Regions from separate parts of the Homo sapiens genome. Here region 2 is linked to region 1. A link is a loop called in an ENCODE intact Hi-C map of the cell type or tissue named here. Cell type or tissue: endothelial cell of umbilical vein. All regions are shown on one strand. Links, peaks and the distances in the headings refer to the core of each region. The heading gives the core; the rest is flanking DNA.

Evidence for each region. Peaks named below come from ENCODE experiments on the same cell type or tissue, not always from the same donor. Only the 100,000 strongest peaks of a DNase experiment are listed, where the experiment ranks them.
Region 2: it touches region 1 in a loop (16-fold over the local background); 6 of 110 quality-filtered maps call a loop at or near these places.

What each region holds. Positions count from the first base shown.
Region 1 is chr11:49,990,979-49,999,320 of GRCh38, forward strand. No RefSeq gene overlaps it. Among named protein-coding and RNA genes, the nearest start is that of OR4C12, 13 kb to the left of the region's middle. In endothelial cell of umbilical vein, for the core only: a CTCF peak has its summit at 4,802 (motif pointing left); no DNase peak of the experiment used is centred there.
Region 2 is chr11:49,229,097-49,237,438 of GRCh38, forward strand. No RefSeq gene overlaps it. Among named protein-coding and RNA genes, the nearest start is that of FOLH1, 25 kb to the left of the region's middle. In endothelial cell of umbilical vein, for the core only: no CTCF peak of the experiment used is centred there; a DNase peak (open chromatin) is centred at 4,805; H3K27ac peaks cover 1,595 bases.

The DNA.
Region 1 (8,342 bases), core at 243-8,242:
TTTGTTAAATCAGCCCAAATAGACTAATACAATGTGGCAATCCTGGAAATCAAATTTTTTCCATCTCCAATGTTTATAATTGTTACTGTTTGTTGTTTGGTTGTTCTTGGGATTAGCATTTTTTAAACTAATTTTATGAGACATATTATTTTCTTATATGCAGTCACTGAAGTCCCTGCTCAATAAGATTATGGATAAGTTAATAATTATACAGAGATATCTATAGAACCAATAAGTCTTACAGTCTTTGCTAAGGGGTTCTATGTGTGTCTTGGGGCATGCCTTCACTACTCAGCCAGATAGCTTAAAACTTTACCTTAGCCTTCATATCCTGCTTTCACAGGGTCACAAGGTAAGCCAGAGGTGACAGCTTATGCTTTCCTGGGTCTTTCTTGAACATGTACAGAGTCCTGGGCATATGCACAGTCCTGATATTCATTCCTCAGCTTTGTATTTAAGCCTTTTGGTTAGCCTGTTGTTTTCCCTAATTTAATCCACTGCCTAAAGCTGCTGCAATGTTTAAGAATTGCCTCTGATTGTTTTTGATAAATTTCTCCAGGAAAAATGTTCCAAGTCAAGTCAAATAAAGATAGATTTGTGAGTTAGGTCTTCCAGGGAATGAACACATAGGTCAAATAGTAACAATCATCTGGGAAAGGAGCTTTGAAAAAGCTCCAATCTCATTCTGCCCTTCCCAGTGGTTGCCAAGCTGCTGGGTATCAATGTAATTGCAGGCCATTGTTTTTCAAGACTACAGAGAAGCTGTGCAGAGAAAATGAAAACAGGGTAAATTAAAATGCCAATAACCCTCCTTGTTATTGAGAGTTAGCCATTTTTATTACATAAGTACTCCTTGGACTGATATAAGCATTTGCTTAATTTCCAGAATTCTGAAAATGTTGACTCTGATCATTCTTTCCAGTATTCTCATTGCTAGAATGGAGGAGAGAATTTTAAAGGTTTTTAACTACACTTTTGTAACTGGCATTGACCTACTAAGCACTATGTGCTAGGATTCATGCCCAATTTCAGTGTTTGAAATACATTAACTTTAATTTCAACTATATTTCTGAAAGTATATATTCTTAGCCTCAATTTAAGGTTAAAGAAACACCCACAGGAGCAAGGGAAGGCTCCGCTGATTGTCTTGTGCCATACTCCCTGCAAGGACACATATTTAACAACTATCTACAGAGAAAACACACCTTCATAAGAACCAAAAATCAGGTGCGCACCCATAGAACCTGATAGAGGCCCCTCTACCTTTGGAAATGGGAGGGAAGAGTAGGAAGAACTGCATCTTGTGGCTTAAGTGCTGCCTCAGCCATAGTATAATAGAACAACATGTAGTCTTCTAAGGTTTTTGACCCTAATACCTGACTCCCAGATGGCACCTCTGGACCCATCCAGGGCCTGGGGAACTTGCCACCCTGAAAAGAAGGACACAGGTATGGCAGGCTTTGCTACCTGCTTGTTATAGATCCCCAGGGCCTTGAATGAACACTTACCCAGGAAGTGGTCATGGCAGGCCTTGAGCAAGACCCAGTGCTATATTTGTTTCAGGTCTAACCCAGTGCAATCACAGTGGTAGTGGCCACATTCACCTCCATCATTAGGTAGCCCACAACAGAGGGAGAAAGACTCCATCTAAGAGAAGTAAGGGAAGAGAACAAGAGTCTCTGCCTGATAATCTGGGGAATTCTCACTGATCTTGTCCAAGACCATCAAGGTGGTACCTCTACAGGTCTGCTTTATGCAGTTGTCTTTTAAATCACATAAAAGGAAGACAAGTAACAAGCCAAAATATGCAAATACCATCTTCTATATTTATCTATGTAGTTTCATTTACCAGAGCTTTTGCTTTCTTCATATGAATTCAAATTATTGTCTGGTGGAATTTTATTCAGTTTTACCAGGCTTGTCATGCCTCCTAAAGCAGATTCAGCTTACATTACAACATCCAAGTCCTTTCAAATATCTGGAAATCCTTTCCAAGAAGGATAGGTACAAACAAGCCCAGAACATAAAGACTACAATAAATATCTAACTCTTCAATGCCCAGGCACAGATGAACATCTACTGTTCTACCTGCATCAACACTACCATCTAGGAAAACAAGATCCCACCAAATGAAATAAATAAGGCATCAGGGACCAATCCTGAAGAAATAAAGATATGTGACCCTTTGGGCAAACAATTTAAAATTACTGTTTTGAGAAAACTCAAAGAAATTCAAGGTAACACAGAAAAGAAATTCAAAATGCTATCAAATAAATTTAACAAAGAGATTGAAATAATTTTAAAAGAATGAAGCAAAAATTCTGGAGCTGAAAAATGTATTTGGCATATTGAAGAATGCACCAAAGTCTTCTAATAGCAGAATTGATCAAGCAGAAGAAAGAATTAGTGAGCTGGAGGACAAACTGTTGAAAAAACAATACAGTCAGAGGAAACAAAAGAAAAAAATATAAAACAATGAAGGACACATACAGGATCTAGAAAATAGCCTCAAAAGGGAAATCTAAGAGTTATTGACCTTAAAGGGAAGGTAGAGAGATAGAGATAGGAAGTTTATTCAAAGGGATAATAACAGAGAACTTCCCAAACCTAGAGAAAGATATCAATATTCAACTATAAGAAGGTTATAGAACACCCAGAAATTTAATCCAAAGACCACTTCAAGGCATTTGATAATCAAACTCCCTAAGCTCAAGAATAAAGACCCTAAAAGCAACAAGACAAAAGAATCAAATAACATACAATGGAGCTCCAATATGCCTTGCAGAAGACTTTTCAATGGAAACCTTACAAGCCAGAAGAGAGTGGTATAACATATTTAAAGTGCTGAAGGAAAAAAAACCTTTTACCCTAGAATAGGATATCTAGCAAAAATATCCTTCAAGCATGAAGGAGAAATAAAAACTTTTCCAGACAAACAAAAGTTGAGGGATTTCATCAAGAGCAGACTTGTCCAACAAGAAATTCTAAAGGGAGTAAGTACTTCAATCAGAAAGAAAAGAATGTTAATGAGCAATAAGTAATCACTTAAAGGTACAAACCTCACTGGTCGTAGAAAGTACACAGAAAACACAGAATATTTTAACACTATAGCTGTGGTATGTAAACTACTCTTATCCTAAGTAGAAAAACTAAACAATGAACCAATCAAAAATAATAACCACAACAACTTTTGAGGACATAGACAATAAGATATAAATAGAAACAACAAAAAGTTAAAAAGCAGGGGGACAAAGTTATGATGTGGAGTTCTTATTAGTTGTTTTTTTTTTTTTTTTGCTTGTTTATTTGTACAAACAGTGCTAAGTTGTTATCAGCTTAAAATAATGGGTTATAAGATAGTATGTAAAAGCCTCATGGTAACCTCAGACCAAAAAACATACAATGGGTCCATAAAAAATAAAAAGCAAGAAACTAATCATATCACCAGAGAAAATTATTTTCACTAAAGAAGAATAGGAAGGAAAGAAAGAACTGACACAGGAACTAGAAAGAAATTATTTAGGCATATAGTGAGGGTAAGAGAGTCCTTGGTAAGGTTTCCGTGTTCATAAAAAGCAGCCCCCAAATCATTTCTTTTCTAACAAAGAAGAGCCTGAAAAATCAAGATGCAGACATAGAAAAGCAAGCTGTAAGTTTGCATGGGTGAATGCTGGCAGCTGTGCCAATAGGAAAAGGCTACCTGGGGGCCAGGCATGGTCAACATGGAGGCTCCATCTTCCCTTTTGTCAACCACATGTGCAGTAAAGAAGCAGGCAACATGGCACTGACCAGGTAGAGAACCCTTTTGTATAATAAAAGATTAGGGTGGGCAGCCAGCTTCGTCACATACCAATCTTTTGGGCCCTATGAAAATCAGACACTGCCTCCTCAAGTTCATCTATAAAACCCCATGCATTTCACCACAGAACTGGAGGACCCACTCAGGAGTCCCTCTGTCTCTGCAGAAGAGAGAGCTTTTCTCTCACCTATTAAACCTCTGCTTTTAGACTCACTTATTGTGTGTCCACACCCTCAGTTTCCTTGGAGTGAGACAATGAATGTAGGGTATTTACCTGAGACAAACAATGCTGCTTCATTTTGGGGCTCCACCTGGGATGCAGGTATAATCATCAGAAGGGTGAGTATAGGAGTAGACCATAACTCTATCCTTGCATTTTGAGGCTCTTGGCCTCCATTTTAATATCAAATCAAACCAAATACTGGGCCCTTGTCAGCCATTTAAAAATGGTTAGAGTGGCTGCCAGCCTTACAAGACCAGGGGACAAGCTTGCTGGGGAGATCATGGAGAATCCCCCAGCACCCTCAGGTTGCTGGGCATATTGGCTATGTTTCAAACCAGTTTCCCTTCCTGGAGCACCCAGCCATCGTATGGGGCTTAAAGAGGTCCCGGAGCAACTAAGAATTTCTGGCCAGGACTACACCCTGGTGTTATCTGAGGGCTTCTGGACCAACTCCAGCCTTCAACTGCCCAACCAACCGTCGGCAATAGGATCTCCAGCTTTTCTATCACAATTTCCTCCTTTCCTACCGGCAATTGTCATGTCTCCTATCATCTCTATATATGCAATGCTCCGGAAATTTTTACAGTTCAGCGAAATAGTCCTGTTAGGAAAGGTCAGCAAATGCCATAGTAACTGGGAACATAACTCAAGAGAACGCTGTTTTTGTGATTTTCTAGTAACAGAGGATCTTCCCCCACCCCCCACAGTGAGCTTATTCTCTGCGCTTGGTCTGGAGAGCACATGGTATTTCAAGGTCAACAGCGCCACCTAGTGGAATAGGAATCCTCTCCATGAGGCACATTGTTGGCCCTTTGCCAAAACACTTTAGCTTCCCAATTTTCCTCCCTTTTTGTGCCCTTCTACTAGGGACCAAGCTTTATGCCTTTTCTGTGAAAGAGAAAAACTCTGCCTTCAACAGTGATGAGGAAAATGTCTCTGAAAAAAAAGTTAGTCTCGATAGTGTCCCATCAGCAGGAAAACCACCATTTGGTCCCTACATTCTTTTAAGTCACCTACTCTGTCTCCAATTAAAATGGTACTTACATAGTAAGGAGACAAGAGTAAACGCTTTGGCATGGGCCATAATAACAGGATATACAGTTCAATCTAACGCACCCCCTCCATTAAAGGGGCCTTGCCCAAAGGCAACTATTACATAGTCTTTTTCAAGATCCCTCTTTCTGGGAGCCACATAGGCCATGTCAGTCTAAAAAGTCAACGGGAAATCATAAACAGAAGACTAGAGTCGCATGGGTAAGTGTGAGTAATCCCAATTGCTTCGTTCCTCCACTTCCATGGCTGGGGGTCATGCCTGCAACCATGGACAATATGTTTAATAATGTGCTGGAGTCCCAGGAACCAAGAGGGAAAAGAGTAGGGGGTAAACTCCTGCCGTCTTCCCCTCCACCTTGGGTCACAACAAAAGGAAGGAGATTACAGGGGTGACTTTTTTCTGGCTTCTCTTTCTAGATGGGTAACAAACCATCTTCAACCTGTACTCCTCTGAAGTGCATTCTGAAGCATTGGGATTCCTTTGACCTTGAGACTGGAAAAAAAGCAGCTCATTTTCTTTTGCACAAGGGTATGGGCTTGTTACTAGACCTTTGCAAGCACGGCACAATCAACTCAGCTCTTTTAGCAGTCATATCAGGTGGGCCCAATGGGAATGATTCCTCAAAACTAAAGAAACAGACCCCCCAGGAAACCCTTAAATGCAACTTCCAGATGCCCCAGCCCTGCCTGTTCCCCCTATTTACATCGTCAGCTATTTCAGTTCCACCACACAAACCCCAGACTTTTCTGTGGTATTTTTCCTTCCTCTTTACGTGGTTTAAAATGGCTCCTATCTCTTCTTTTATAATGTTCCTCCAAACTTGGAAAAGTTAATTTCCCCAAACGTTAAAATGCTGGGCTGAGAGTTGAGCTCAAGGGAAGGGAACCCAGAAACATGACAGTCCAGAAAAAGGGTAAAAGTTTTTTTTTTTTTCACCAGTCAGGATTTTGGCTTCTCTCTCCCTGTACAAAATAGTAACAGGAATAATAAGTTTCACTATTTATATTTTCTGTAAAATTTTAATTCATGAAAAATGATTTATGAGGTTGGTCTTAAGCTGTAGCCCATCCAGTGTGCTTTGTGTGTCTTTCTGTACGGCTTTGTCAAGAGAAAGCATATCTCAGGCTAGGATGCAGTCCTGGGACCCCATAAGCCTGCTGTTCAAGCCAGTCCCAACAAAATGGTCAGTAACAAACTTTGCTGCATCTTGTTTTATGTGCTTGGGAACATGACCTGTAACCATGTGGCAATACTACATTTTAGTCTCCACCATTTTACAATAGTGGCTCAGATTCAATTCTGGCTTGGGAAATGAATACTTTAATTTTACCATTTGCTGATTCTCTTCTCCCGTCATGAACAACTTCTATCTGCCTTTCTTAAATCTTCCTCTAAGTTGCCTTTAAGTGTTCTAGATTTTGTAATAGTGTAACTGCCCAATGAGTTCACCTTGCATGCTGCCCAGGCAGAGCTGATTTATCAAAACAGGGGAATTGTAGTAGAGTCAGTTGTGTGGGAGATGGGAGTTTTGTTGTTGCTCAGATGGGTCTTCCTGAGAGTTTGGGGAGCAGAGTTTTTGGGGACAGCTTGGTAGTGGGGGGAGCCAATGAGACAGGAATGCTGACTTGTAGAGCTAGAAATAAAATCATAGGGAGTCAAAGTTGTCTTCTCGTGCTAAATTAGTTCCCGGATGGGGGCCACAAAATTAGATAAACCAGTTTATCAATCTTGGTGATGCCAGCTGATCCAACAATGGCAGGGTTTGCAAAATATCTTAAGCACTCATCTTGGGAGCAGTTTAGAAGGGTCAAAATCTTGTATCCTCCAGCTGCATGACTCCTAAGCCATGGTTTCTAATCTTGTGCCTAGTTTCTTGGTCTGGTCCCTAGGCAAAAAAGGGAGGTTTATTTTGAGAAAGGGCTACTATTGACTTTGTTTTAAACTATAAACTGTAAACCAAGCTCTTCCCAGAGTTGATTCCACATATGCCTAGGGATGGGCAAGGACAGCTTGGGGGCTGGAGGCAACATACAGTTGGTTGGGTTGGATCTATTTCACTGTCTCAGTCACAATTTCGCAAAAAACTGTTTCATAAGCTGCTTACCCCTCCTTTGAAAATATCTTGTATACTCACGGTTAAGTCATAACCTAACTAAGGCTTTTGATTTCACCTGTGAGGTAACTTTTGGTAAAGTTCAAAAGCTGAACATCTTAACTGCTTAGTATGGCTAAAGTTGAGTAACAAGGGATTTAAAGGGATTTTCTTAAAGAGCTCTCAGCTTAAATAAAAGTGGATATCCAAGTTATTGGTGTATTTAAAAGGCCTTTATGTTTTTCTGTTCTTAGATCTTGTTTTTCTGAAAAATGTTTTTTCTGAGTCAACTAAATTCCTTTTCTCCATTTTGTTTTGCCACTCTTAATACTCTTAATGCATGCATTACTTAATGCACACACGAGAGGCCCCAAGATAATTTCTGATAGTGTGAGACTTCTTGGGAAAACAGAAAAGACACCACAAATCTCGTTTTGGGAGAAATCTCTGTTTTTCCTAATGGAATGCCAGGAATTAGTGGCAGATAGATCTCTCTCAAAAATCTGTTTTTGTCTTCCTTAAAAACTTCATGCTCTCCTAGCCCCACTCTTAAAGGGCCTCACCCAGAGACCAATATTCCAATTAGAGATAAATCTTATAACAACTGAGTCTTTTTCTGTTTGTCTCTGTAATTATGTGTGTTACTTGTAATGTCTATAAAAAGAGCTCCAATTGATTGGCTTAAAGAAAAATAAGCACTTAAATTAAATATTTTTTAAAGGAAAGATAAAAGCTGTAATGCCTTTTAGCTCAAGTGACTTTAACTTTTAAGGAATAAAAATAGTCTTAAGGATTATTAGTAAAATACAGGTGTCATCAAAATGCAAATAAGTGGTCTAAATCATGTAAGTCAGATACTAGGTTTACTAAATATTTCCATGTAAACTCCTGCTTTACAACTTTGTAAGGCCTGGGGACATACAAAATTATCCATGTCCTTAACTATGCTGGAAAAATTCAAACTTAATCTGTGCCTACTACATAATCAAAGCAACTTACCAGGTTTCACATTAAAGTTAAAAATTGCTAAAAGTTAGCATTATAACATGCAATTTAAACTACTAAAAATAGACGTACATGCAAGGTGTGTAAAACAGTAAAATATGTTTTTAGTAAAAGACTATAAGAAGGCATGAAAATGTACATTTTTCTAGGGATAAAGGATTGTCTTAAA
Region 2 (8,342 bases), core at 157-8,156, 760 kb before region 1:
CAAAAAGAGAATTAATATAAAACATCACCTTGTTTGTAGATATATTAAAGAAGAAGGGAACCATGAAACACAATCTTAAGGAATTACAATGTGTCCTCTAAGTTTTGGATTTAATTGTCCTACCTAAATCTTAACAAACAAAAGCACATTGATACTTTATTTTTCTTCTTCTTATGTTTTGTATTACCCTGACTTAGTCACCAGATGTCACTATGAGACTGTTGTCCAGGTCACTCTTTCTTTAAACAAGAAGGAAACAAAGACCTCACATGAGGCAAAACCTATGGAGCAAAAACACATGGAGCAAAACCTATGTCCTTGCGGAAACACCTTATAAATGTTAAGGCTAGTAGCTTTAGGGTTTTATTTTAGAGTGGATTTTGGCATGGCTTAGTGTGTAAGAAAGAGCGCTGGACTGGGAATTGAGACTCCTGTATTTTAGCCCCAATTCTGTCATTTTAAAATATTTGACCACCTGGTAGATTTCTTTACCTTTCTGGGCTGTGAAAGATATCCTCATCTGAAAATAAGGGTGGCCAAAGAACCTCACAATCTTCAAGCTCTAACATCCAGTGATTCTATTCCCTTCTTTTGCTAATTTCTTGGAAAGTAGCCAGAAGACTTTACTACCAGGGATGATTTGGGAAGTCAGCATAAGTGAGAATAATGAGTACCTATTGCATACTCTATTTTATTCTAAACACAGTCTCTGCTAGGCTTTGACCTACCATGAAGTGGGGAAACCTTTATGGTCACTCTCACTTCTACACAGTCTCTGTATATTGGTGGTACACATTGTGTGAAATACCTTCTCCATCTAGAGATTGCTTCATTTTTTTATTATAAAAACATTACACAAAATTTGTTTAAGGTGTCATGTAAATATACTTTTAGTGACTGTCATTTTTGGGGTTTCACTCTCAGAGGAAAATGAATTATTTATATTAGGTATTTCTGAATACCTAATCTGAATATGCTTGCTTTTTTAAAAAAACCAGTTCTCTGCAATGTTCACCCATCCACCTACCTAAAATATGCACCACTTAATCTTTTATTCATGCTGCTCCACAGCGTGCCGTAATCATAACCCACTTGTGGTAGACTCAGACACTGTTGTTGTATGAATGCCTCATTTATCTCTTTCTGTGCATATTTATGTTTCAGTTAGCTATTTTCATTGCATGTAGTTCCTTCCATAGTGTGGGTTCTTGTATTCTCAGCCATTTTCTTTGTCATTATTTTACTCAGAGTCGAACCACAGAGTAAATATTTTTGAGAACAGTCTGAATTATATGGAGCCTTTAACACTTAGAGGCACTATCCTAATACCCAAATTATTATATAGAACAAGCTGACACGTGCTTTTATAGAATTATCTAATCCTGAAACATATCTTGAGTATTTACTAAATGCTCCACACTGTTGATGTTCTGGGATTGAAACAACAGATAACACAGTGTGGCACAGAGAGAGCAGGAACAAGCATTTACACAGCAAAGTGGTGACCGTTACAGTGGAGTTGTGTGCAACACACTGTGGGAGGCTAGAGGAAGGCAGCCAGGCTTCACAGAGGATGGTATAGACTTACCCTTGAGCTGACCTTCAAAAATAGTCAGGAAGGTTTGCATGGGAGGTTGGGAGTCTATTCCAGGCAGAGGGGGCAGCAGAGGCAAAGAAAAAGAGGTTTGAGACTACATATTAAACTGGAGAAGTGCATATGGTCTATACTTACTGCTTAGCAACAGAGTAGAATGATTTGCTGGGAGGTGAGACTGAATTAATATTAATCTATTGATTTCTCTTTGAAATTTACAAAATTTTCTCCTCTCCCCTTCCTTCTTTATGTATTTTGGTTCTACTGGAGTCAGTTCAGGTGTTTCTTAGGAAATTGTTCTTTATGATCTCTGTGAGTTGACATTAAAATATACATTATGTATGTTCTGTGACACATTGTTACTCTTATATGTTAGTTGTTTAACACCTATATGGGCTCTTGCCTCAGCTAAACAGTGAGTTCTCAAAGGTCACATTCATGATTAGCAGCCACACTGAATTATTATTACATGGAAGAATGGAAGGCAGGAATGAAGAAAGGAATGGTGGGAGGGAGGAAAGAAGGTAGGAAGGAAAAAGAAACAAGGGGCGGAATAAGCGCTTGTAGTGGAAGATGGAATTAATGTTTTTCAAGAGTATCTTAGTTTCTAAGATGCTCAAATACAATGAGAAATATATTTGAGCATCCTGAATTGTGTGAAAGTTTTAAAATAATATTTGTCAATGTTCAGGAGAAAAATTCTTCTGAACATGTGAAACAAGAGGAAGACCGAAGGTAGATATGCATAGAACCCTATCCACAGTTACTGAGTATGTTTAGTAGGGTAGAAATTGAGAAAAACTGCCTTATAGAGAGCTCAGCTCCAAAATGACTGGCATGAGATTTAAACTCAGCATGTATAGGTTACACAAAATAATATCACATTCCAATCATAGATATCATAGACCCTAAAAGGGCAATAGTGCAAGATCTTTCATTGCACTGTCTTGATATTTCTAAGTCAAACTGCTTTTTGTTTCAAGGAAACAAAACCTCTTGAGGAAGAAACTTCTGAGATGGCAGCTGCCAGAGATATACAAGCTGCCCAAGTGAGGGGTTAGGAAAAGCTGAAGCCAGGCAGACATGACTGTGGGTCCAGGCTCTACCTCTTGGTAGCTATGTGACCATCAGCAAGGTGCTGTGTTTCTTCTACCCAAGCTTCAGTTTCCTTGCTTATTAAATACAATGAGTTTTTTTTTTTCTTTCTGACAGAGGGGGCAGCAAAGACAAAAAATTGATTACAGGACAGGGAGTATCTGAAAAACTCGGCATTGTGCCTGACACGTAAAGTGCTCGGAAAATAACAGCCATAATTATTGTTGACAAGTCTGGAGCAGGAAAACAAACAAGCATACAAAACACAAGATTAGACTGTAGGTTAAAAAATACAAGGTCTAGTTCTGGCTCTGTCATTTATTTGCTATGTAACCTCAGTCACATGTGTTTTTTTCCCTCATCTATACAATTGGAGAATTCTACCTATTGTACCTACTTGGCAGCATCATATGAGATTATATAGATATAGATATATATAGCACTATATGGTCTAAGGGATCATTTTTATTACAGGCTTGATTTGAAAAACGCAGAGTTCCACTCCCTCAAGATGAAGCACCCGTGCCTTGTTCTGCCTGACAGCCTAGGACTGATGCTACTTGCAGAATTTTAGTGCTCAGCCCCTTCAGAGATTGCCCCAGCTACAGAGCGGCCATAACCAACCACACACCCTCCAGAGGGTTGCCTGGATAAAATGACCACTCCATATAGAAGGCCTGGCCAAACTGGCCCGAGTCTGGACAACAATGAAGGGCCCTGATAGCTTCAGAGCTCCCCATAGGGTTGGTGGAGGCTGCTATTGAGATTACTTTGCCCATCAACTTCTCCCTGCTGCTTCCTGCTTCCTTCCCCTTCCTTCAGCAGATGTGGACTCCATGGACACTCCTTAATAAACATCTTGCAAGCTAAACTGCTTCTCAGAATCTGCTTCCCAGAGAACTAATCCCGTATAATCCCACTGATACATTTGGTTACATATGTACATATTGAATAAAGTTTATTTTACCTAGCAATTTGGTAAAATATTAGCTCGTTACAAATTTCCAAAGTGCACAGTGCTTGCAACTTTTATCTCATATTGTATGACTTTGAAAGTTGTTGAGAGCATATTTTATAAATAATCTCGCTTTGGGTGTTTTAGTAGTGTATGTGTAGCGCATAAATTAGGCAGCATTCTCATACAACACATATATCAGGTACTACAGGGACAGAGGAAGATCAGCGTGTATCAACAAAAACCACACATTTTATGATTAACACAGAGGATGATATGGAAAGTTGATGTATACCCTCCCCTAAGTTTTTCCCCGACTCTACAACCATGCTGTGATGTTCCTGGCTTTGTGTGAGTTAACTTACTTGGGAGTACAAGAAAAGAAAAGAGGCTTTTCAGCGTAGGATTATTTGTTTATTTGTTTGTTTGTTTAAGAGATAAGATCTCACTCTGTTGCCCGGGCTTGAGTGCAGTGACGCAATCATAGTTCACTGCAGCCTTGAACTCCTGGGCACAAGCAATCCAATTCTCCCATCTTGGCCTCCTGAGTAGCTGGAACTAAAGGCATGTGCCACCATGCCCATCATGTTGTTTTTCCTTGTTAAAACCACTGAAGCCATCTTCCTGGTACCCATGATGAGATCGCTTCTCTACTTGTCTTCTTGTTGCTTATTCTATCATCTCTGCACCTCCTGCTTTCCAAGAATTCACTGGCTACTAGATAGCCTTCTGCTATTTTCTAATATCCTCATGTGCTCTCAAAATATGTGATACATAAGCAAAACACTGTTAACCATCACGAAAGTTTAGATTAACAGCTTCTTTCTTTTTTGTAGTTGCAATCTTTCCTCTCTCCTTCTACCATTTTTTATTTGTTTTAATGAAAAGAGGCTTCTAAGCACTGATTTTCACTACCTCTTCAAGAGCCACAAAAATCAAAAGTACTAAGAGTAATATTTTTAACTTTAGGAGCCCAGGCAATCTTTCAAATAGATGACAAGCTTACGGTCAATAAAGAGGAATTTTAACCACATATCTCATGGATACAATGATGAAACTTGTCCCTTTTTACAGTCAGGAAGTAGAATCACCAGACCTCAAGTCAAAGTCCACATTTAAATCCCAAACACTCAGCTTCCTATGACGCATGCAGACATCCTTGCCCTTTGAACATACTACATCCCGTAATAGCTGTTTTGCAGTGAATGCACATTTCCTGGAGAATCGAGGTTGCCTCCTGGCCTTCCAATGTCCTGTGCTTCACTTCTATAATAGGTACATATTCATGGGCAAAGCTGTTGCCTTTGTGTTTTCACTGTTCAAGCTCAGGCAGGAACATAAGTTATCAGGATAGCATCCTAAAAGCACTTCTATTTCTTCCTGTTGGCAGTACATGCCAGAAAACTAAATTTTATGTTGTTTCATCTTATTTTTGGCAAGTTCATTCTGCATAAGATATATCTTAACAGTAGCCAAGCACAAGCAATCAAACTCAGACTTATTATTTTCTTAATCCCGTGTCACCCCTCGATATGGCCATTTTGGCCAGATTTACCCTGTGATTAAATGTCTACTTGTGTTCTGTTTATTGGTTATTGTCTCAGTACATCTGCAATTTTAAGATTCATTACATTATCTTTTGCTCATCTCTCCTATTCACCTGTCCGCAGTCTGTGTTTCACCTTGCCCTCACCTCCTGTCATCAGCCTGTCTCCCAAAAAAGGCCCCACCATTGTTCTGTTGCAAAATTCTATTTGGTCAGCTGCCTCATTACCTCTATTCAGGTCTTTTTCCTCTCCCCATATGCTCCAGTTCTCTGTTCCTGGATATGCTGGGTATAACTGGCACTCACTACTGAGTACAGGTACCCCTTATATGTGAGAGTCCTGGAGGCACCCAACCAATCTCACTATGGTCCTCAGTCAATGACTGAAATTGAGCTGCATTTCTTCATGGAGAAGTGGGAAAAATACCTCTTTCCCAATATTAGCATGGCTGTATTCCACACAAGCATAAGACATTTATGTTTGTGTCTCCATCATTTACAAAGTTTATAGTGAAGTAGCTCTTTTAGGTTATAACTTACACTGCTTACTTTCCCCACCACCTATTAGCAAAAGAATGAGCCCATGGGACATTTGAATAGGAGACCAATCTGAGTGAAACTTATCTACATGCAGATAGGTAACATCCAAAATGCTTCTTGGTAAAGCCAAATGCTGATGAACAGTGGGCCAAACTCATTAGTTTAGCTCTATTCCCCGCTACCCAGCTTTAATGAGGTATAACTGACAAGTAAAACTTACATATATTTAAGATGTACAACATGATAATTTGATATATATACATGGTAAAATGGTGACCACAATCAAGTTAATTAACATATCCATCACCTCACATAGTTACCATTTTTTCTTTGTGGTACAAACACTTAAGATCTACTCTCTTAGCAAATATAAAGTATACAATACAGTATTAATAACTACAGTCTCTATGTTGTCCATTACATCCCCAGAACTTATTCATCTAATAACTGAAAGTTTATACTATATGATCTTAGCTCTTTCTTTTATGGTAAGTCTCAGACTAGCCCTACTCCTGGGGGAGACTAGATGAAATTCCTGAGCAGAAAGTTGGAGTAGAGCAGGTAGATCTGAATAGAAATTTAGCATGAAAGAAGTCATAGGGGCCTAAGAAGAAGGAGCATTGGGGAAGGGGACATGGTATGAGGACAGAAGCAGAATTATCATCAAGAGACTGCAAAGCACATATCAATCATAACTGCCAGGCAGCCATATGGATGCCAGAATAAGGCTCGTAGTCCTATTGTGGCTATTTACATAGGCATTTCTGCACATAACCTCTGTCAAGGGTACATGTTGGCTGTTCTCAGCACCATCGGACAGAACAAACCATTACCACTTGCCTCTCCATGTGTGAGGACCTCCCAGCAGAAATACTGCTTACCTGTGCCATGAGATTTGTTTAGTACCCCTGTGCTGTCTGGGTACCTTCCTCTAAGCTTCCCAGGAAATTCCTAAGGTCTGGAAACACAGGATAGTGTTCTTGACCAGTAGTGGTTTCAAAGAGAATTTTCATTCCACTTCCAGCCTGTGCATTTGGGTAGAACAAGACCACAATAAAATGAATTCCATTACACAAATATTACTTACAAATTCTGATCCTTCCTGAAGTGACTTGGAATATTGTATTTCTCTTTTGATTTGGAAAGAGTTGATATTTCTTCTCACCAACCTGCACTAAGTTCTGTTTGAACTGAGAATCTTTTACATTGGCTTTCTTTTTTTTTTCCCAAAATCTGAAGTAGTGTTTCTTTTGACCTTACCGTTACTGAAAGGAGAACAATATGGCTATAAAAGTAAGTGCAGCGTCTCTAAGAAATCCAAGTGTTTAGCAAATCAAATACAACATAAGGTACATTAAGGTTTTATTAAAATCTCATTTATTGGCAAGAGTTGCTTCTTTCTGAAGAGTTCTAGTCTGCCTCTCAAGAATTAATCTGATGTTTTCCATTTGTTTTATAGTATGTTTTTTACCCTTTTCCTCACACAGGTCTCATACCTTTATGAAACTTTTCCCTTATGACTCTACTTCAGTGTCGTCTTCCCAGAGAACCCAACCAGTGACATCCTGAAAGCATATGCTGTGAGCTTTGTGAGAGCTGGGACTTAACGGCGGTTTTGTTCAGGGCTCTGTTTCCAGTGTCGTGCTCCGCAGACGACATAAAGCAGGCACTGGATAGGAATGTTGAATGTTAAATGAATGAACAGCATCCATGCTTATGGTCAACAAACCTAGTGGCCTCTGAGTGTCATGATGAAGAGCACTTGTTCTGGAATCTGACCATATGAGTTCAGTTTGGCTCAGTTGCTTCCCAGTTTGTAACATTGGATGAGTTCATTAACTTTTCTACTCTTTTATTTTTTCATGTGTAAAATCAGAACCATAGTTGTATCCACAAGATAGTTTTTCTTAAATTTGTATTGTTTTATCTTGTTTTTGAAGATTAAGTGAATTGTGAAGCACTTAGGATAACACTGAGCAGATAGATGTTCTCAATTAAAGTCAATGATACTACACAGTATGAATGTTTATGGTGGCAAAGTGCTCACTATCTGATTAGGTGATTCTTACTAGTTTTAGAAGTTTTCATTTCTAGAATGACTTTTCTGCCCTCTCCATCAATATACTTTATTATAGAAGTCTGTTCATTCTCTTTAAAAAACTTAGTAGTCTCTGAAATAAACTTGCTTTACAAAATCTATACGGAGGGAAATTTTCCATCTTGTTTAGTGTTATATCCCCACTTCAAGAAGAATAATTAACATGTAATAGTTGTTTAATACATATTTATTTAAAGAATGCATTGAGTAAATTGTTTAAGTTTTATTTTTATGTTATGGCAAATTTGACCTCATAATTGTATCTATCAGTTCTATCTCAGCTCCGTGGAGCAAAAGATAATGGCTTTAATGCCTTTTATTTTCTTTTTAGCTATTCACATTTTTATTTGTTATTTTTAAAAATTATTCTTAATTTTTTGGTGTACATAGTAGATGTATATATCCTTATGGGGTACATGTGATATTTTGATACTGGCTTTAATGCCTTTTCTATATGACAATTTATTGGACATTTGAAGAAACGATCTTTCCTTTATTTCTCTATTCTTTACGT